2 separate regions of the Homo sapiens genome follow, and region 1 is linked to region 2. A link is a loop called in an ENCODE intact Hi-C map of the cell type or tissue named here. Cell type or tissue: natural killer cell. All regions are shown on one strand. Links, peaks and the distances in the headings refer to the core of each region. The heading gives the core; the rest is flanking DNA.

What was found. Hi-C counts contacts between places; a loop is a spot of excess contacts. Peaks named below come from ENCODE experiments on the same cell type or tissue, not always from the same donor. Only the 100,000 strongest peaks of a DNase experiment are listed, where the experiment ranks them.
Region 1: it touches region 2 in a loop (9-fold over the local background); 2 of 110 quality-filtered maps call a loop at or near these places.

What each region holds. Positions count from the first base shown.
Region 1 is chr1:41,883,819-41,894,782 of GRCh38, reverse strand. The region is part of intron 1 of HIVEP3 (HIVEP zinc finger 3); the gene reads left to right. Among named protein-coding and RNA genes, the nearest start is that of HIVEP3, 30 kb to the left of the region's middle. RefSeq lists an enhancer at 3,027-3,326 and a silencer at 6,460-6,669. In natural killer cell, for the core only: CTCF peaks have their summits at 2,717 and 2,921; DNase peaks (open chromatin) are centred at 2,342 and 3,082; H3K4me3 peaks cover 1,730 bases; H3K27ac peaks cover 3,541 bases.
Region 2 is chr1:41,724,084-41,735,047 of GRCh38, reverse strand. The region is part of intron 1 of HIVEP3 (HIVEP zinc finger 3); the gene reads left to right. Among named protein-coding and RNA genes, the nearest start is that of HIVEP3, 190 kb to the left of the region's middle. RefSeq lists enhancers at 1,289-1,790, 6,622-6,691. In natural killer cell, for the core only: no CTCF peak of the experiment used is centred there; DNase peaks (open chromatin) are centred at 6,117, 7,457 and 8,017; H3K4me3 peaks cover 645 bases; H3K27ac peaks cover 2,670 bases.

The DNA.
Region 1 (10,964 bases), core at 1,806-9,805, 160 kb before region 2:
TTCAGTGCTGGGTTACAGCAGAGAGCAATTTCAGGCCTAAGATGTCATTCGCAGCAACCTTAGCACTGGTCATTGTTGTTGAGCCACGATATTTGAAAACATTGTGTTAGAGTATATTCATGCCAGCCTCACTAGAGCTCATTTTGAATTTCTGGATAAACATTCTGGCGTTGCTGCATGTTTCGGGAGTGGAAATGTTTGAATGTTTGCCATTCTGGGTGATGGAAGGAAAATAGAAAAAGCAAGTGGTGAGATCCTTGGTCTCAGTGTTCAAGGGTAATGTAAACAGTATAAGGTTAACATGGAATGAAGGTTGAGAAGCCACATTTGCTGCACACCTTGATAGGAGAGACTAAGGTAGATAATAAATGTAAACTTTGATCTGTAAGGCAGCCCTGTGAGTGAGCTAATGGAAGAGTGTAGGTTGTGGCTCCAGATTGCTGAATGTGAATCCTGTGTCCTCCTCTTACTAGCTGGGTCATCTTGGACAATTTACTTAATTTCCCTTCACCTCAGTTTTCTCATCTGTAAAGTGGGGAGGTCAGGTTAACACTACAGCATAGGGTGATTAGGAAGATTAAATGAGTTAATATGTATGAACTGCTTTGAATAGTGCCTGGTACTTAGAAACTGCTACATAAGTTTTGTTAAATATATAAAATAGGCTGGGCATGGTGGCTCATGCCTGTAATCCCTGCACTTGGTGTGGTGGCGAGTGTCTGTAATCCTAGCTACTCAGGAGGTTGAGGCAGGAGAATCACTTGAACCCAGTAGGTGGAGGTTGCAGTGAGCTGAGATCATGCCACTGCACTCTGGCCTGTGCAACAGAGTGAGACTTCGTCTCAGAAAGACAATTTATATATATATATATAAAAAATAAATATTATATATGCATATTCATATATAATATATAATATATAATTTTTTCATATTCATATATAATATATATTATATGTTATATAATGTATTATATATAAATATGCATATTTAATATATAAATATATAATATATAAAAATATGTATATATGAATATAAATATATATGTATATCTATATACACACACACAAACACATACACACACACATATATATAAACCTGAGGCTCTGACAGGTGAAGTAAGTTATACAAAGGCCCCTGGGCTAGTCAGCAGTGATGTTAGAATTTGAGCCCAGCACTCTTAGGCTCTAGAGCAGGGTTTCTCAGCCTTGGCACCATTGACATTTTGGGCCAGATGATTCCTTGTTGTGAGAGCTGTCCTGGGCATTGTAGGAGGTATAGTAGCAAACCTGGCCTCTACCAGGGCCCACTAGGTAGCGATAGCAACCCCCTGACCCCCAGATGTGACAACCAAAAATGTCTTCAGACATTGATGAGTGTTCCCTAGGGGGGCTAAACTGCCCCCAGTTGAAAACCACTGGGCAGAGAGAGGGATTAATATCCTGGAGAGTTTTGCAGCAGCCTGACTTCTCAGTTCCAGGGTTCAGAGCCCAGTTCCCACTTATCACCTTATTTCCTTACAGACCAATGGTCAGAGAAGGCCAGGATCATGGTGGCTGGTATGTGTACACACAGCAGCCGACAAGCTTCTGTATGTGGGTTTGAGCCAGAGGCTTCTCAGCTGTGGGTTTTTTGCTTTTCTGTTTTTTTTTTTTTTTTTTTTGAGACGAGATCTTGCTTTGTCACCCACGCTAGAGTGCAGTTGCACGAACATGGCTCGCTACAGCCTCAACCTTGCGGGCACTAGCTGTCCTCCTGCCTCAGCCTCCCGAGTAGCTGGGACTACAGATGTGTGCCACCACCCCTAGCTAATTTTTGCATTTTTTTTTTTAGAGATAGGGTTTCACCATGTTGCCCTGGCTGGTCTTGAACTCCTGAGCTCAAGCAATCTGCTCGCCTCAACCTCCCAAAGTTCTGGGATTACAGGCATGAGCCACCGTACCCAGCCTTTGCTGTTTTTTGAGCTGTTTTCTTTTCTTCTTTTTGGCTGGGCACGTTCAGACTATAAGGTGGGCCAGGCTATGTGGCTGGTTTGAGTTTCTCTCTGCAGCTGTCAGCAGCAGAGTCCAGGCAGCCACACTGACCCATGCTGCCTTTCTTGGAGGCACAGCTGGTTGATTTAACTGGAGTCACAGTGTGAAGGGTCCCAGAGCAGAGGGGTCAGCTGACAAGAGGAGAGCCAACGTTCAACATTTATCGTTGCCATGTCATGATACTGCCTCACTCAGCACTTATTCTGATTTGCAACATCTGGGTCTTTTTTTCTTCTCTTCCTGCCTTCTCTGTGCTCTCTTTGGGTTTCAGAACTTGAACCTGTGGCAGCAGTGGTAGGCTGTGGTTCAGAGCGTCTGGGCATATGTGAGATGTGAGCAGAGCCACTGTGTTCTTGGCACCCAGCTGCTAGTTCCGCTCTCAAAGCCCCATTTGTAAGAAATATATTGACCAGCCGCTCAGTGTCTCTGACCAAGTTCTTAGAAAAGTCTCAGAGCTAGCAATATGTTTTACTCCTAGTGGGTGGGTGGAGATGGGATGGGGAAAGGAATTTTTTGTTGTTGTTGTTTATTTGTTTTAAGATAAAGCTCTGGTGTTTGGACTCATTTAAAGAGAGCTATGCAGTGTCTTGTTTGAATGTTTGTTTTTATGGGTTAATGGCTTTGCATCAGTAGTCACAGCTTCGGTGTCCAAATATTTTAGTTCTGGTTCAGAACCTACTTTTCTCTTGTTTTGATGCAAGCTATTTTCCTAGGGTACTCTATTTCTTTTCAATAGAAAGGTGATATTCACCCTTGCACTAAATGAGTGTTGATATCTGATAGGGAAACAGGCAGCTCTTGTGCTGGCAGAACCGATGTGCCTTTCTCCTTAAAATCTCCAGGACGCTTTCTCTCGTGAGTTTTACTCCTTGCCTTTTCCCATTGGAAGGCCATCTCTTTTCACAAGCAATGAAATCAGGACATGGGAAGAAGTGACTGTAGGAGAAAGAAGACAGCTGTCAGTAAACGTAATTAACCCCGATCTCCTCTGGAGGGCTGCCTCTTGAGCGAGCTGTGCTTTAAACCAGCCCGAATGGATGTTCAGAACAGAAAGAGAAAGTGAGTTACCAAGGACTTCTGGGGAGTGCCGTGAGCAGGGGTTCCTTTCTTACCTGGAGGGAGCCCCACACATTCAAATCATTTGCTGAGATCTAGCTAGGTGCTGTGCTGGGGACACACCGATGACAGCCTGTGGAAATGCTGGGCCTGGTGGACCCAGGAAGCGTTGACTCCCAGAGCAGGAGGGGCAGCCCGTCTTTGCAGCATGGACCTTGCTGTGGTAACCCACACCATCAGCCCTTCTGCCCCGTGACACCACCACTTCATTGTCAGGAAGCACAGTTAAGGGGAAATGAGTTTTGTATTTTAGCAAAGTTTAATTGAAACTCAAAATTCCCCCCAGTTGGATGCAAACTGTCTTATGTGAGTAGAAATACATGTGCAACCCAAAATTGGGAAATAAGTTTGGGGCTTTTGGGGTTGGGCCTGCCTGCTGTTTCCCTGTTTTTTTTCTGTGTTCCTGCACATTGATTAGAATTCTTGTCCCTGTTAGTCCAGGGTGAAAGGGGAAGGCTGGCAAGTTTGGACACATAAATCTTACACCAGACGAGTTTCCTGGAAAAAGATCAGATCAGGCCTAAAGCAGGGCAGTCCTTCTGGCAAAGTGACTCTGTGTGGTCAGGTGGCAGTGGCCATCTGGGGAGCCCGGAGCCTCTGGGTGAGGAATGTGTTGGCCACCTCTCCAGCTGGCCTGCTCGTTTCAGGGCTCCCGTGTGGTGGAAGCAGGACCGTAGAGAGGCAGCCTCCCAGGCAGGCTAGTCATTCAAACCTCTCCCTTATGCATTATCTAATAATTATGTAGTAAGGAATGGGAGAGCTGCCTGAGTGGAGCGTTGACAATGTGCAGGTTATATAAGGAAGCTTGCCCAGAGACCTGGGTTAACAGGCCTCACATTTCTCATCCCCCTGACCCCAGGGTTATAGACAATTGCCCTTCAGGCAGCTGCCTGGCCAGCCCACGCCTTGCCCAGACTTGGAGTAAGATTCTGGAATCAGACAAATGTGGGCTTGAATCCCAGCTCCACCACTTACCAAGTTGGTTTTCCGGGGGAAGCTGCTTAACTTCTCTGAGCCTCAGGCTCCTCATTTGTAAAATGGTCCAAGGATTAAATGACAAACTATATAAAAAGGGCCATGGATCATTCATCTCCCAAACCTCAGCATCACACAATAATCCCAGGTAACAAACCTGCACATGAATCTACAATAAAAGCTGGAAAACATAAATAAGGGCTGTCACAGTGCCTGTACTGTGGCTCTTCAGAACTCAACCCAGTTGTCACTTGGCCCAGGAATCAGGCCCTTCCTGGATTCCAGGTCCCTCATTTGTGCCCCGAGCATCTTTTCTACCCTAGCTCTTGTTCACTTTTCTGTTTCTCCCTTTAGGCTGTAAGTACCTTGGAGGCAGGTGCTATGTTTGGTTGTCTCTGTGCTCAGAGCCTGCACCAAAGCAGCCAGCACTTAAGGAGTGCTGACTGAGCATTCCAGGCTTGGTTCTAAGTAATTTACATGTGAAAATTTATTTAAACCACACAGCAACCCATGAGGTAGGGACTATCATCATCCCCATTTTACAGACAAGGAAACTGAGGCACAGGGTAATTGAATCACATGCCCAGTGGCACAAAGCTAGTCATTGGCCGAGCCAGGATTTGAACCAGGTACATCTGTTTCAGAATCTGTTCTCTTAACCACTGTGCTGTCACTTGAGTTGTTCATTGGATGGTGAGCAGATGGGGCAATGTTATTATGGTTAAACTATTATTGTTAATTCCGGGCAAGCCACTTGCCTTTCTAGGCCTGCTTCTTTGTTCATTAAGTGGGGAGCAGGGTTCTTGTGAGGATTAGATGGGAGTGATGAGTATAAAGGAGACTGCAAACCCTATCCAGAGCCATCACCTTGGGAGTGTCACCGTGGTAATCAGAGTCCGTTATTCCTACAGGAGCTCCATCCACAACTGCTCTGCAGGGGACAATGGGTGCCCTCATTCCCCACAGGGCTCCCTACCCTCTCCATCGATACACACTAACATATGGGAAATGAAGGCCCACCCTGCCGGGCTTTCATACTCTAGAATGCGTGAATTTTTGCTCTTGGCAGCCCATTAAAAGGGCTAGAGTCCCCCATGCTGTCCTTTGATGGTGGAATACAGGAGAGTTTAACCTCAGGCCCTGCAGGAGAGTTGAGGCAAGGTGTCCCTCCAGTCCCAAGGAGAAGGGGGTGCTGCCCTTCAGACTCTGCGTAGGTCTGGAATGGCAGTGGCTTTTGGGTAATGAGGTGGCAGTGTCGGGGACATTGAGAAGGTGGATGATGTTATTGTCAGTGACTCCACAACTCCTGCCTTTTGATATTCCAGCCACGTAAAGCTGCAACTAAGGTTTCCCAGCAAAGACTTGGAATGCAAAGCACACTTTAAAGTGTGTGAGTTTGTGTGTAGCAGGGGATGTGGGGTGGGACTGTGTGAGGTGTGGGGTGTGTGGTGTATGTGGTGTGTGTGTGTGTGAGATATGTGTGTTTGTGAGGTATATGGAGGTGTGTGTGATGTGTGAGGTATGTGGGGGGTGTGTGTGTGGTGCTTGTGTGTGTTTGGTGTGTGAGGTATGTGGCGTATGTGTGGTGTGTGTGGTGTATGTGTTGTGTGGTGTGTGTGTGTGTGTGTAGCGTGTGAGGTATGTGGTGTGTGTATGTGGTATGTGGTGTGTGTGTGGCATGTGTGGTCTTTGTGTGTGTGTGTGGCATGTGTGGTCTTTGTGTGTGTATGTGGCATGTGGTGTGTGAGGTATATGGTGTACGTGTGTGGGGTATGTGTGTGAGGTATGTGGTGTGTGTGTGAGGTATGTGGTATGGGGGCATGTGTGTGTGGTATATGTGTGAGGTATGTGGTGTGTGTGTGTTTGGTATGTGTATGAGGTATGTGGGGGTGCGCATGTGTGAGGTATGTGGTGTGGGGGGCATGTGTGTGTGTGGTATGTGTGTGGGGGGTGTGAGGTATATGGTGTGTATGTTGGGGGGTACATGAGGTATGTGATAACTGATTCTGGAGCTAATTTATCCTCCTTATTCTGTCAGGTGTGATCTGAATCATTTCCTTGGCTCACATCTGATGATGCCCTTATTCTCTACAAGGCCTAACACCTCAGTCACTTTAGGTTCTATTTCCTTTTTCCCCCTCTTTGGCCCCTTCTCAGCTGGGCTGTCCCTCTCTTCTCTCTGGATAGGCCTTCCTTTCTCCTCCTTCTCCTCTCTCCTCACATATCGGCCACACTCACCTGCAAACACTCTTCTTGAGAAGAAGGGCTTAGATATGTCTTAGTAAAGACTGTTTAAAATCAGCTGGGCTAGGCCGGGCGTGGTGGCTCATGCCTGTAATCCGAGCACTTTGGGAGGCCAAGGTGGGCAGATTACGAAGTCAGGAGATTGAGACCATCCTGGCTAACATGTTGAAACCCCATCTCTACTAAAAATACAAAAAAAAAAAAAAAAAAAAAAATTAGCCGGGCGTGGTGGTGGGTGCCTGTAGTCCCAGCTACTTGAGAGGCTGAGGCAGGAGAATGGCGTGAACCCAGGAGGCGGAGCTTGCAGTGAGCTGAGATCACGCCACTGCACTCCAGCCTGGGCGACAGAGACTCAGTCTCAAAAAAAAAAAAAAAAAAAAGTTCAGCTGGGCTTAACAGTAGAGCCTGGGGTGGGGGTGTGATGGGAGCATTCTATATCTCCACTGTCTGACTCAGAAACCACTGGCCACATGTGGCTATTAAGTATTTAAAACGTGGTTACTGCAACTGAAGGACTGGATTTTTTATTTCATTTCATTTTTATTAATTTAAATAGCCGCATGTGGCCAGGACCACCATTTTGGACAGTGCAAGTTTAGGGAATGTGACACCCAGAAGAATCAAACCAGATTCAATTATATTGTTTGGGGATTTGGGGCTATTTATCTTTAATCTGGGCACTTGGTTTTAACAGAGTCGGGATTTGTCAGTTGCATACTCAGGTCTTCAGAAAACCTCTTGCTGTCTGCTCAGGTGAGGTAGAAGCCACATGTGCTGGCTGCAGTGATGGTATCCAGTTTACAAATTCATCATCCTTTGACCTTCTCCACTAGCACCCTGACCCTTGTAGCCCAGGCTGCCCTATGGATGACTGGGCACAAATGTGTGAAGTTCAGGGGATCCCAAAGTCAGGGACCAAGTTCTCTAGTCCTGGGTCTGCCACTTCCTGGCTGGGAAAGTTATTTCACCTCCAGGGATGGGTTGAGATTTTGTAGGGCTTGAAGTTTAAGCAACTGGGGGACCTCTTTAAGAAAAAGAATATAAAATTACAAATACAAAATTAGGTACCATGGTGAATATTTATTTAGAATAAGAAAATAAATCACATTCAATATACGTTTTTAAAACCTGACATGTATCACAAACTTTATAAAATCCAGAAAAATAACAAAATATTTTTATTATTTGCCTGTGAAACCTCCATAATACTTTTTTCCCTGAATATATTTTGGCTGAATACACTTTGATCACCTCTTCATATGATAGTGATTTTGTAATTTTTCTAAAGGGAGGTTGCAAAGAAAATTTAGCTTTTCTTCTAGCATGACTGACAATATTTATTTTTTATTATTGATAGTTACATTGCATAAAACATGGCTTCAGACACAGACATCCACTTTTTTTTGTTTTACTGCCATAGGTTTGGGTCCTACAATACAGGAATTTTGATAAAATATATTTTGTGTAATTCCCACCAAAAAGGGGGAAAATGTCTGGTATATTTATAACTGTATTCATTATATTATCAAATACATTTCTGATAGGAGAAAACTTTCTTTTTCGAATAGGCATCAGTGAAAACTAAATTTTCCTTCAATTCCACATGTCCAAAGACTGGAAGAAAGTTCTATGCTCTAGCTTCTGGCTCTGTATAGTTCTTTTTTCTTTTCTTTTCCTTCTTTTTTTTTTTTTTTTTTTTTTTTTTGAAATGGAGTTTCACTCTTGTTGCCCAGGCTGGAGTGCAATGGCGCGATCTCAGCTCACCACAACCTCCGCCTCCCAGGTTCAAGCAATTCTCCTGCTTCAGCCTCTCGAGTAGCTAGGATTACAGGCATGTGCCACCACACCCAACTAATGTTGTATTTTTAGTAGAGACAGGGTTTCTCCATGTTGGTCAGGCTGGTCTTGAACTCCCGACCTCAGAGGATCCGCCTGCCTCGGTGTCACAAAATGCTGGGATGACAGGTGTGAGCCACCGCACCCGGACCGCTCTGTATATTTCAATCCTATTTTTTCTCCCCTATTTTTATGTCTCAGGTGCCAGGTATTGCACCTTTGAGTCTCAAAGCCATTGAGTTGTGGAAAGCTTAGCACTGGAAGCCATGGGGACAGCTAACAATCACTTGACTTTGCATTAACGTGACTGTGAACAATAGACATAAATCCCACTACACCCAAACTAAATTTATCCCCAAATTAACTTTCCCTTATGCTGGATCCCAAAACACCTATAGCTACTGTAACACCATTCAATATGAACATGAGGGGAAATGTATCAGGAGGAGACATCAGAGTTGAAAGATACAGTGCTCTTCATCAATTGCAGTTAAAATATCTTACTACTGCAAATTTCATTTAAAAATTACATGATTCTAAGAATATATTGCTAGGGCCTTGAAAGGGGTCCATGCTGGCAGGGCCCTGAAACTTTCTTCCTTAGCATCACAGTAAATCTGCACCTCACTGCTCTGAGCCTTGGGGTCTTCATCTTTAAAATGGGAAGAATAGGATCCATTTTATAGAATTATCATGGGTATTCAGTGTGCTATATTTGAAAGCTCGTTTACCTTGTGCCTGGGAAAGAAGTGCTCAGAAATAGGAAGGAAGGAGGGAAGAAGGGAGGGAGGGAGGGAATGAAAGGAAAGGAAGGGAATGGAAGGGAAGGGGGAAGGGAAAGGGGAAGAGGAGGGGGAAGGGAAGGAGGAAGGGAAGGAGGAAGGGAAGGAGGAAGGAAGGAAGGATTTTATTTTATTTTTTGACGGAGTCTCACTCTGTCACTCAGGCTGGAGTGCAGAGGTGATCTCAGCTCACTGCACCCCCTGCCTCTTGGGTTCAAGTGATTCTCATGCCTCAGCCTCCGCGTAGCTGGAACTACAGGCATGCACCACCATGCCCAGTTAATTTTTATATTTTTAGTACAGACAGGGTTTCCCCATGTTGGCCAGGCTGGTCTCAAACTCCTGACCTCAAGTGATCTGCCTGCCTCAGCCTCCCAAAGTGCTGGGATTATAGGCATGAACCACTGTGACTGGCCCTTTTTTTTTTCCTAGCCATCTACTTCGAGTACAGTGGCCTGCTTTGAATTCAGTGGCCCCCTACCACTGAGCAGCCCTAGGGGATCCCTAACCCAAATAAGAAATGGGGCTGGAGAGCAGGAAACGGAAAGCTCACATGAATGAGAGCACCTAAGGGTACTTTGAGTGGTCAGAACTTGGTATTTTTTCTTGAACCAAGTCTTACTGCTCATGACTTTCCTATGCCATATGATTCAGGGAGATTGTGCCTGAGTTATGTGAAGCTCAGAGGAGATTCTGAGCAATATGAGACTGGAACATGGTTCTCAGCTGGTGCAGAGCTTGTATAATAAGGGACTGCTCTGTGGAGAGCATGGGTACTGGATGCCTTTGGAATTTGACAGCTGTATCCAATCCTCCGCAACAAAATTCCACAGTCAGACTTAGATATCCTTGGATCTGAAGAGGAATGGTTGGGCTAAGAGTTATGGTGATGGTAACGAGAGATTCTTTAAATTTGAAAGGTGAGTCCTGAGACTCTTGTCCCCCACCTGGGCCTGCCTTCTCTGGCTGCTGCCCTCTGCCAAGTGGGGCAGGTGGGTGGGTGGGTGGGGGTGCTGGAGCAGAGTCCAGGCACAGACGGTAGACCAGGAGGAGCCTGAGGTTGGCAAGGAGCCACTGTTAGAACCCAGCACAAGCTAAATCTCTCTCAGCTCTGCTTTCCTCATTTGCAAGTGAGGGGATTGGGCTGGATAGCCTCTAAAATCCCTTCCAATGCTAACCCTTCAGGATTTTAAATTTTTGAGTATGTTGGGATTGGCCCACCCTCCATGGCTAACCTTCTGAGGCTGGCAGGATGGGCAGTGGAGGGAGAAACACAAGTTTGCAAACCCCTGATGTCCGCATTCCCCAACGTCCTTCTGCATCAGCCGCACTTGCCTGCAATCCCGGGATGGTTAGCAGCAGCCATGATGGCATTTCGGGAATGCCTGCCCATCCTCCCAGGTGGCAGGTTGCATGTGTCAGTGCTCAGCTGAGCAGGGAAGTGGACCTCTAAACAGTTAGTCTGGTGCAACACCATTTTAAAGACAGGCAAACAGTATCTGCATCTAAATGCATAGAAAATTACTGGAGGGGGCTCATGACGTGGTGGCTCACACCTGTAATCTCAAGACTTTGGGAGGTCAAGGTGGGTGGATCACTTGAGACCAGGTGTTCGAGACCAGCCTGGCCAACGTGATGAAACCCCATCTCTACTAAAAATACAAAAGTTAGCCAGGCATGGTGGTGTGCTCCTGTAATCCCAGCTACCAGGGAGGCTGAGGCACGAGAATCACCTGAACCCAGGAGACAGAGGTTGCAGTGAGCCAAGATTTCGCCACTGCACTGCTCTAGCCTGGGTGACAGAGTGAGACTCCATCTCAAAAGAAAAGTATGTGAAGGAATTAATCCAAAATGTTAAAATTATTTCTCTGTAAAATAATAGGTTACTCCATTTTTTTCTTAATTCCTTTCTGCTTTGTCCTTTTAAATTTTCTAGCTTAAGTATGTATGGTTACAACTTTAGAGTTGGGGGGTGGGTGTT
Region 2 (10,964 bases), core at 2,009-10,008:
TACTGGCAAATGATTTGCTGTTGCAGAGCATGTTGGTGGGGCACTATCTTGGCACTGAAGAAGGGATGTGTTTGGTGTCGCAAACATTGTACCCCACAGACAACACCCTGAATACCCTGTAAGCACTCTCTTAACACTGCAAAACCCAATTCCTCATTTCATCATTTTCACTGCTGCAGACAACAGCCCTAAACCTGCCTTTCCTCTTTAGATCATGTCTCACCCAATGGCATCAAGCAGCCACCCACGTTGGTGGATATTTTCCTCTATTCTGCCCCAGTCCTCAACTGCCGTCCTGCCCCGGGGCTGGCTGCTGTGGGTCCTGCTCCTGAGTCTCTGGCTGGACTTCCTACTGCCCAACCCACCTGCCCAGCCCTCCACTCCTTTACAGAGCTGCAGTCACCTCCTCTCTGGTCTCTTGGCTTCTGTCCCCTCCTTCCCAGACTGCCCTCCGCCATGGCAGCCCAAAGGGCCTTTCTAAATCACCCAGTGGCCCATCGCTCCTTGGCTGAACACCTTTCAGCAGCAAGAATGAATCAGTCAGTGAAATGCTTAGTGGCCATTGACTATGTTCAACACCAGCCTGGACCCTGGGCATGGGAGGGGGTGGCTGGAAACATTTGCCGAGTTAGTCCAGTCACTGAATGTATGTCTATCTCTCGCCTTCCCTGGGCCAAACGCTGGGCCATGTGCGTGCCAGCTGGTTCTTTAGTTAACCTGTGCAGAAGGTGTCTGCTCCGTTTTTCAGATGAAAAGAGAGGTTTACTGGCTGGCCAAGGCCACACAGCTAGAATAGGTGGCAGCAACTCAATTCAGATGCAGGGGGCTCTGAAGCCAAAGGCACCATCCACTCAGTGCAGCAGAGACAGCTGCAATGCACATGAGCCTCAGAGAGCCCACCCCAGGCCTGGTGGGTGCAGCCTCTGCTCACTGACTGGAGAGGCCAGGAGGGGTGAGGTGGGAACAGCAGCAGATTTGGGGGCATGGAGAATAGAGCAAGGAGGGGGTGAGGGCTGAGTTGCACCTTGCACAGCAGCCAGGCAGGAAGGGGAATGGACCAGGGAGTGGGGACTGTGAGCTTGTGCTGGGGGAGAGGGCGGGGAGTGTGAGTTCTGTGCAGGGGCTGGAGGTTGAGAGGAGTGGGACACCTGGAGGAGCTGAGGCCTTGAGAGCCGAGGAACAGCCTGGGAGAAGGACTGGGCTGGAGGCTGGCCTGGGATGCTGAGAGTGCTTCTGAGAAGGTGGCAGGGGGACAAAGAGAGTGAGGAGCCAGGGAGGCCTGTCCCAGAGCCTTCCCCACATCCCTTTCCTCTTTCCAGTCCCTTGGTTGCTGCTTCCCTGCCTGGCACTTTCTTTTGCAGAACCAATTCCCCTAAGTCACTCAGCCACAGTGGACCCTCAGAGCACAGGCTTGTCTCCCAGGGCAACGCCCCAAGAGCCAGGCCATGTTTGGTGAGCGACAGAATAGGAGATGGGAGCTCTGGCTTCCAGTTCTAACTCCACCACCAACTCTCAGGTGAGCTTTGAGGGTCTCGGCTCCTGGCCGGGCCTCAGTTTCCTCTTGGATATAGGGAGAGGCTGGATGGCCACTAAGGACCCTTCCCACAAGCCCTATGGCCTGTGATGTGACTGGGGGAGGGTTCAAGGTAAGGCCTTGGGTGAAATCTACATCCTCCATTGTCAAGCTGTCTGCTTTTCACAGTAATTACCACTTGGTACCTGGGAGTTGGACATTGGCTGTCAGCACTCGGGTTTCAGAATCCAAGGACATCCCATCCCTTGGCTCTGCCCCTGCTTGTGTTCTCATCTTCCCCACCCCCTCCACTCTGTCACTATGTCTCAGCACAGCCCCATATGGAGTGTTGCCCAGTGCAGCCGGGAAGATGCCAGCAGTCCCTGGGGGCAATGACAGAAAAGACCTGGATTATCAGGGACCAGCATGAAAATTCATGGCCAGAACATTTCCTCCATGTGATTTCCCAGTGTGCTCTGAACTGCTTTGTGTTTGCAGGATGGAGTTCTGCATCTGCTGGTTTATTTATTCCATGCACATGTATTGAGTACCTGCTGTGTACCAGGCCCAGGGCTGGGTCCTAGGGACATGGGTGAACCAGATCCTGGGGACTAGGCAGGCTGGGGATGCTCCTGCCTCCCATGGGGACTGAAACCTGGTGTCCTCTGCCCTCCTACCGACCCCCAGTCCCATCTGATCCCTGCAGGGCCCTCTGGAGAAGAGAGTCTCTGGAGACTGTAGCTTGAAGTGTTTGGGGTTCTGTTGGGGGAAGGCAGGCCTTGTCCTCGGGGATAGAGCGTCGCGGTCCAGGTGCTGTATGATGGGGAGTAGGCAGAGCTGTGTAAGGGAGTTGGTCAGCCCAGGCACAGAGCCCAGCAAGAGCATCCTGGGAGAGACATGAGGCTCCAGCTGGGGTAAGAGTGGCTTGGGTACAAAGCCATGTAGTCCTCAACTCAGGCAGGGCCTTTGTCACCCCCCACCCCAAGGCTACTTTCCCCTGCCTTTCTATGCTCCTATAGTACCAGCCCCAGTGGCCTTTCCTTGGCCACCTTCCCTAGCACCTGTGTGCCCTCCCCTCAGTCACCCTGCTGGGGAGCCTCATCTCCTTGGGCCTTGTTAAGACCGCCCTCTGCTAGTTTTCTGTTCCATGGTCTCCTCAGTTCAAATCCTGGCTCCATCATTTCCCAGCGTTTTGACCCTGGGCGAGTTGCTTAATCTCCGTTTCCATATCCACAAAATTGAGATGATAATAGTAGCTGTCTCAGGGAGGCTAGGGATACAGCAGTCAAGATGAGAGCCACTGGAGAACCCGCCTCTGCTGATGCTCCCCGTCCGGCCCAAGCTGCACCATGGCTCATGTGGTCCCCTCTCTCAGAACTCCTTCCTCATCTTCCCCACATAGTCTAGCCCATCCAAAGCTCTCACACTGCTCCCTCTGGTCTGCACCTGTCATTCCCCACCACATGCCACAGCCTTCCTAGAGGACCATGTCCTCATCTTTTGTTTCCTCTCCATCCCCCATAGGCCCCAGAGGGCCTGGTTCCATGCCAGACCCTTCCATAGAGAAACACTCGGTCAGGGGAATCATTCACTTGTTTAACCAGTATTTATTGCACATGGTTTTGTTATCTATTGCATGTGGTAAATTACCCCATACTTTGCTTCTTAAAGCATTAGACATTTCTGTAGGTTAAGAATTCAGAAGCAGCTTAGCTGAGCAGTTCTTGCTCAAGGTCTGTCATGAGGTTGCAGTCAAGGAGCTGGCCAGGGCTGCAGTCATCTGAAGGCCTGATTGGGGCTGGAAGACTCCCTTTCCAGATGGCTCCCTCACAGGCTTGGCATGTCAAAGCTGATTGTTGGCAGGGGACCTCCATTCTTCCCCACATGGGCATCTCCATAGGCTGTTTGACATGGCAGATGGCTTCCTCCAGCAACTGGGGTCCAAGAGAGAGCAAGGTAGAAGCCACAATCTCTTTATGACCTAGCCATGGAAGTCATGCCTGTCATTCCCACGACATCCTGTTAGTTACATAGGTCAGTTCCATTCAGTGTGAATACTCAGAGATGAGAACCATTTGGAGGCATCTTGAAGCCTGACTACCCCCAGCACCTGCTGTGCATGGGTTGTTTTTTCTGGACTGCTCACCCTGAGTGTTGAGCATAGAAATGCAAAGTTCACAGGTTCACGGGGGCTTACTGGGGCCCTGGGGTGGATTCAGGGGGTCTGCCACTGGGGTAGGCTGTGAAGACTGGCCAGGTTGATGGCTCCGGAGCTGCCTGAGGACAAGGAGAATCCTCAGTATTAGAACCCAGCACCTCTGTCTCTCAAATCAGCCCCTTTATCCAACTTACCCATGCCCCCAACACTCAGTGGCATTTGCATTCTTGACAGCTGTACGCAGTACACCTTTTTCCCGGCAGTCACACTTGTTCAAAGAATGGGCATGTGTCACTCTAGGAGGTAGTGAGTTCCTTGTCCCTAGAGGCACTTGCTGCAGAGCCACTGGTCAGAGACGCCACAGAGGAGAGATTTTAAGAGGTTTCACTCAGCCCTGGGTTTCTGACTTCCCACTTTCTTTGTGATCTGGCTGTGGGAGTTGCGTCCTTGCTCCTCTTCACAAACAAATTCACCCCCCACAGGAAGCCTCAGCTAGTCCCATTAGATCCCCTGAATAGGACCCTGGCCTATGGAAGCTGTCCTCTTGCCCCACCCCCCAGCCTCCCACCTGTGGGGTCTAAGTGCCCGGAATCCTGGCTTCCTGCCCATGCTGCCCACATCCCACTGGGAGCCTTCACCGGATAATCAGGACCATTAGAGGCCTCCTAATGCCACCTGACGTTGGGCCTGTGATGGCCCCCACACCGGCTGCCCATGCATTATTAACGTGCAAAGAGCGTGAGAGAACTGCTTAGATAGATTGCACCCTGGCGCCCCTGGTGCATTAGTTGCTGCATTTGCAGCGTGCCCCTGGTGGCCCATGATGTTCCCCTCCAGGGTCTCCCCCAGCATTGCCAGGCCTGGCTCTGCCCCAGGACTGAGTGCTGATGGGGAGCTGGCTCTTCAGGCACTGGGCATCTGGAGCAGGGTGGGGCTAGGAGCACTGGTGCCAGGGATGCAGGGTTGTGCAGGCCCAGCACTTCCGGGTCAAAGAGGGCAGCAAACTGAAGGATCAGCTCATCTACTCCTCACCCCCTCAGCTCTACAGGGGAGGACACCAAGGCTTGAGGGGAGAAGTGACCTGTTCAAGGCCACAGGTGAGGGGCAGAGGCCCAGGTTCCTGGTTCTCCCTTCATACTGAGTCTTCCTTGAGCTGAATCATGTCAGCTCCTAGAGCCTGGGGTGAGGCCTCTCAAATGGACAAAGAGGAATCCTTTGCAGGAGGAGCCTGCCTAGTCTCTTGAGGGCCCCTGTGAGAAAGGGGGCGAATTCCCACAGGAAGATGAAAGCCCCTTGCTCTGCAGTCACGTTTCCTAAGGTTAAACACGCTCAACCCCGACTAGCTGGAGGACCTTGGCCGACTCACTTTCCCTCTCTTGGCCTTCGTGTCTTCATCTGGAAAACAGGCACAGTATTCCCTGCCCTGCCTTTGTGCCTCCCTTCCTGTCTCCCTCTGTGGGCTGGTGTGAGGATCCAGAGTGGTAGTGGAGGAGAGGGAACCGGAAACTCACATGACACTTCCTGTCGAGAGCAAGAACGCACCTCTTCCCGGCTCCAGCACCTCGCACCTTTCAACACAGAATCAAAGACTGGGCTGGGTTACCTAGAGTTAATTGGAGGTAACTAGAGGAACAAGGACACATGGCTGAAAGGACTGTCACCTTCAGGAGGCCCTGGTCCCAAGCCTAGGGCTGCTACTTACAAGCTGGTGGCCTCGGTCAGGGCCCTTCTCCCTCTCTTCTCTTCACTTTCTCCTTCTGTAAAATGAGTAGGGAGTTGGAAAGGAGGAGTTTAGAATTCCTCTAAGAATATTCCAGCTTTAAAGTCAACGGGGACCCATTCAGAATAAAAAGGTCAGTGACGGATATCAGGCCCTTTGCCAACAGCAAGTTTGGGAACCCTGGGAAACCCGTGGTCCCTGGACATAGAGTTGAGGGAGTGAGGCAGTGACGATGAGCTTTGCCAATCTGAGAACCAGTGCCTTCTCAGTTTCTTGCCAGTTTTGCAGATGAGCAGTTGATTTACAGAGTTGGAGTGAGTTGCCTCAAGTCACAGAGCCAGGGTGAGAGATAGCATGGGCCCAGGTCTGCCCTGTTCTTCACAACATAATGTTGGAAGTAGAGGGAAAGGCAGGGAAAGGGGCTGCCGGTTACTGATCACCCCTGTGCACTGGGCTCTCTGCTTCCCCCAGGATCTCGTTTTATTCCCACAGCCACCTTGGGAGGTGGACTCCCTGAATGGAACCCCTGAGGGTGGCGGAGACAGTAGTCTGATTTCTGGTTGTTCCTGGATGGCTGTGTGTTGGGGGAAGCACGTGGCCAAGGCAGCCTGGGTAACCCCTAGTCCATGTGGGAGATGGTGACTGAGAGCGAGATTGCAGCCACGTGGAGATTGTGGGCAGCAGTGTGGCTGGGACAGCAGCTGCTCTCCCTATGCAAATGAGGCCCTCAGCACCCACCATCCAGCACTGAGCAAACACCCAGCAGAGAAACCCCCTCCTAAACCTCTCTGGGACCCTAGCCTGTGCCTTCTGACACCTTCACCGCAGCAGCTGCCTGTACTCTAAGCCCAGTCCCAGGCCACAGCAGTTCACAAGAACCATGCCCACCCCTTGGGGGAATTCCCGTGTCTGTCTGGAGACAAACTGCAGCCTAGGCAAGTCTGGCTGTAGAAGCTGACCCTAGAAGCCAGCCCTGCATTAAGAGCTGACTGTAGCATCCCCAGTGGCATGCCCGTATCACTTCCAGGGCCAGTCTGAGAACTGTCAGTGGGGCTGTAGATTGAGAACAAGTCTGGCCTCATCCACCCTCTGCAGATCCCAAGCATATCGCCTTTGGCCCCTCCCCTGCACATTTGCTCATGCTGTCCCCTTGGGATTACATTTCACCCCCCCTTACTCCCCCTGCTCTGTCGCCTTGGCAGAACCAGCCCCGCATCCCCTGCCCAGCACTGAGTGCCCCAGGCCTGGGTGCCGTCTATCATTACAGCCTGCTCATGTCCTTGGACTCCAGCTCCCCTCTAGGCTGGGCACTCCCTGGGCTGGGGCTGAGGAATTTGTGCCTGGCTTTGGATTGAGTGTGGTCTCATTTATTCCTTGCAACCTAGAAGACAGATATGCTTATTGTTCTAGCTTTATGGGTGAAGAAAGATACTCAGAGAGGTCAAGTCACTTGCTCAAGGTTGCACAGCTACCAAGTAGGAGAGCTGGGATAAGGAACTGGAGTTGCATGCAGAGTCTGTAATTGGGAATAGACTGGCCCTTATTCAGCCCTTTGTTCCCAGGCCTGACAAAGCCTAGGGTGATTAAGGACCAGCAAGCGTTGATGCATTCTTGTTCAACAATAAGATGGTGGATACTCTCCCTGTCTGTTCCCCAGGTATCCTGAAGGTGCACCCTGCCGCTGTGTGCACAGCCCACCTACCCCAACATGCACCCGTCAGGCCCTGGATGAGGGCATTTGCTCAGGAGATCCTTCCAGCAGTGTGGTGGGCTCAGGATGGTTATACCCATTTTATAGATAGGAAACTGGGTACTAGAGAGGTCTAATAAATGTCCCAGAATGACCCAGCAGGAAGTAGCTGACTACGACTCCAGCCCAGGGCTTGGGGCTCTGTGTCTGGTGCTCCTTCCTAGGCTGGCGGGATGAGGCCATGCTTGCCAAAGTCACCCGGGCTGCCTCTGGCCCAAAGTGACGGAGCAGTTGGTCAGCTAGTCCTCCACCCCGAGGCCTCTGAGAAGAGAGGAAACACCGGTCTGCGGGGGATTCCTCCGGCGGCGCCGCGCCCCTCAGCCACTTCCTCTGGACACTCTCGTTTTCTTTGTCACTTGTTTTAGTTTCTGCTTTTCTTCCCTCGTTCCTTTTTCTCAAGGCCACTTTCATTTCCGTCTGGCAGTGTCCCCCCAGCCCACCCCTACTCCTCTCTGCTCAGCTCCCACTGCCTGCTGCCACTTTGGGATCCCCAGAGGCCTTGCCTGCCTGGGCCACATTTCCCAGCTGGTAGGGGTCAGGCACAGGAAGGGGCTGCCTCCCGGCTTCATCCCTCGTGGTGGGGAAGCTGAGGTGGCTGTCAGATCGCCCTAGGATCCCAAGCAGCCCCAGGTTCCCTGCTTAGCCTCTCTGGGCCCCAGGCTCTTTCTCATCTATGAGATGGGAGGAAGTCCACCCTCAGAGAGTGTGAGGAGAGAAGGAGATGACACACGTGAAGCTCCAGTAACTAGCACATAGAAAAACCCAGTGAACACCAGCTCTGCATCTCCGGACCTGCCTGTGAGTTCAGTCTTCTGTGCCTGCAGTCTTCTCCCCCAACACTGGGCGCCCACACCTGGCCAAAGGCAGACCTCGCCATCTGTGCCTCCCGCGCTGAGACACCAAAGCCTGTAGAAAGGTGGTTCTGAGAAAGGAAGAGAGGATTATCACTTACGCCCTCTGGAGTCCATATGTACAGCCCTCTACCACAGCAAGAGCCCCTGCCCCCATGCCCAGCACAGAGGCATCATTTTCCCTGCAGACTGCCAGCCACCAGGCACTCAACACTCAGGGTAGGGCAGCCCTCCATTGTTCGACAGCTCTGCCTTTTTTAAGAAAGTTCTTCTCTCTAGTCAGCTGAGACCTGCCAGCCTCCACACCTGTCCTCTATCTTTGACCTTCCCCAAAAGAACTGATCTCCTCTCTCCTATTGTTCTAGATGTCTCAGTATTGCACTTGGGCCTCTCCAGACTTGCCCCAAATCCTTCTGCTCCAGTGTCCCAGTATCCCAGAGCAGTTAAGATTTTGGACTCCAGAGCACAACTCCCCCAGTTCAAATCGTGGTGAGGCCACTTGCTATCTATGTGACACTGGGAGTTTCCTAACCCCTCCACGCTCAAAAGGAGGTAACTGTGGGACTTAACATGAGCGGGTGTGTAAACGTCACCCACTGCCATGGCTGTTTATGATCAAACATCTACAAAATCTGTAACAGCTTCTCAAAGGGCCTCACTTCCAGCCCCCTTCATGCCTGCTTGCCTGCTGGTTCTATTTGGTAGTTTCCCTGTTACAACTTAGAGATGGTGCCTTGACTCTTGGAGGCAGCCAGACATTGAGGAAGGAGCCCTGGTTTTGGAAGTAGACCTGTGTTCAAATCTCAGGTCCATCCCGGGTTTGATTTACCCGGGAGACACCATGGGCCCATGTGGCTTCTCGAGGGCTCATGAAAATGCTTGAGACATGAAAAGAAAAAGGTTTGGTTTCAAAATATGAAAACTGCTCATCAAAATTAATATTTAGTTAATATACTCAAGCATAATGAATTGTATGATTTAGTTTTTATAGAAACAGCCCTCCTTTTGGGGGTTAGCATGCCTCACCTTGCCAAGGTTCCTGATTGCAGACAATGACTGCTGAGAAATCAGAGCATATCATTCATACTACAGGTTACTCACTGAAAATCACTTCAAAAACAAAATTATCTTTTAAATGTATAGTTGTTTTCCAGCAAAATATTACATTCAGCAAGGGATAAATTTTATAGAATGTCGGGGAGGCTTCCAAAAGTAATGCAGCTTGGGTCTTAAAATGACCCTGGGACTGGTCAACTCATCTCTCTGAGCCACTATGTCCTCATCTGCAAAATGGGGACAATACACCTGTTTTCCAGTATTGTTGAGCCTATCCTGGAGATCTGATAGTGCCTGCCTGTCTTTTGGGGGTCACTGGAGGAAGGGACAGAGGACTGTTGGCCCTTGCCTCTTATGGAGTTTCCATACGGATGCTGGACACTGAACCTGTTTGCTTTATCAGTCCTATGTGTCTGGGCCTTTCATCCCAGCTTCTGCCCATTCATCTTGGAGCGAGCAGTTACCATCAGCACAGACAATAGTTTGGGCTTTGGGAGGTGGGAAGTCCTGGGAATTCTTAGTTATTCCATTGCTGTTGCATTAGGTAGGTCCGCACATGCCCTTGAAGATTGAACATCCCTCCTGGGCTCTAACATAATTCAGGAAAAAGAGATGTCTGTTCTCTTGCCTCTTGACAGCTATTCCTTGTAAGGAACCATCATTCCCTTGTCCCTGTGACTGGGAGAGGCTTGTGGCAGGAGTGAGGAGACATCGGCTGATAAGTGGCAACCAGTTAGGGGCCCAGCTGCATGTCTGCATGTCCCGAAGCGTTCTTGATTCAGGGATGCCATTCACAGCATGAGAGGTGCCTCTTATGTGCCCATCCTGCTTAGGGTCAGCTGTTTCATTCAAAGATGGTAAAAAGTGTTGAGTCTTGGGTTTCAATTCTGCCTTTCTCATTCACTTGCTGTATGACTCTGGGCAGGTCACTTGACCACTCTGAACCTCAGTTTCCTCCTCTGCCAAGTAGGAAAACAAACAGCTGGTCTTTCTTCCCTGAGTTGGTGTGGGATTGTGGGTGAGAAAGGCTAAGTAGACCATTGTGAAACTTCAGGTGGGAGATGCCAGTGCTATTCTTTGTCTTGGTGTGAGAGCACAACCGGAGTCATTCACAGGCTTCTGCTGAGCCCCAGCCGGACTCTCACCTCAGCCTTGTCCAGGCCTAGGGGCCACCCTTGCAAAGGAACAGAACCGTCTCACCTGGGCTGGAGTTCATGGCCTCAGGCGAGATTTGGCAGGTGCCCTTAGTGCAGACCAGATGTTTGGCCTGTGTGTGATGGCTGGGGAGGGGCTCACACCTCCCAGTTTTTTCCATGGTATCAGCATCTTAATGCATCACGTCTCACTGACGTGGAGCTGCCCCTGTCCATTACCCGTGCATCAGCTCAGAGTTGGAAGCCTCCAGTCTCCATCATATGTCCCAAAGAGCCAGAAAGGGTAGGTGTGGCCAGATGTGCAGGAACCTCCTGCATATGTAATCCAAGCCAAGTCTTTGTTCTCTGATCCTTGGTTTTCTCATCTGGAGAATGGCCTTCTGTGGTGGACGTTTCTGTTCACTTTACTTGGCAGCAGTAGTAGGTCAGGAAGGAAACCCCATCTGATTGTTTATTCAGCCCTAGGCATTCCATATGAAGGCCAGCCCTTTTCTCCCTAAGGGGACCAACCAGCTTTGCCAACTGTTCTCAGAGGAGGATCCCAGGGACAGTATTCTGGTGAGGGGTGGGAACATACAGAAGACTTATCTTGAAGCTGCATTTGTAGAATAAGCACACTTTTAACCTAGAGTTTATGTTTGCTCATTTGGAGTGGCTTCGGAAGGTGACAGTGGATAGTGGTGGAAGGGGATGTCAGAGTCCACCCCAAGACACTACTTCAAGCTACCGCTGCAAACCTGGAGAAAAAGATTCATCCTCGAG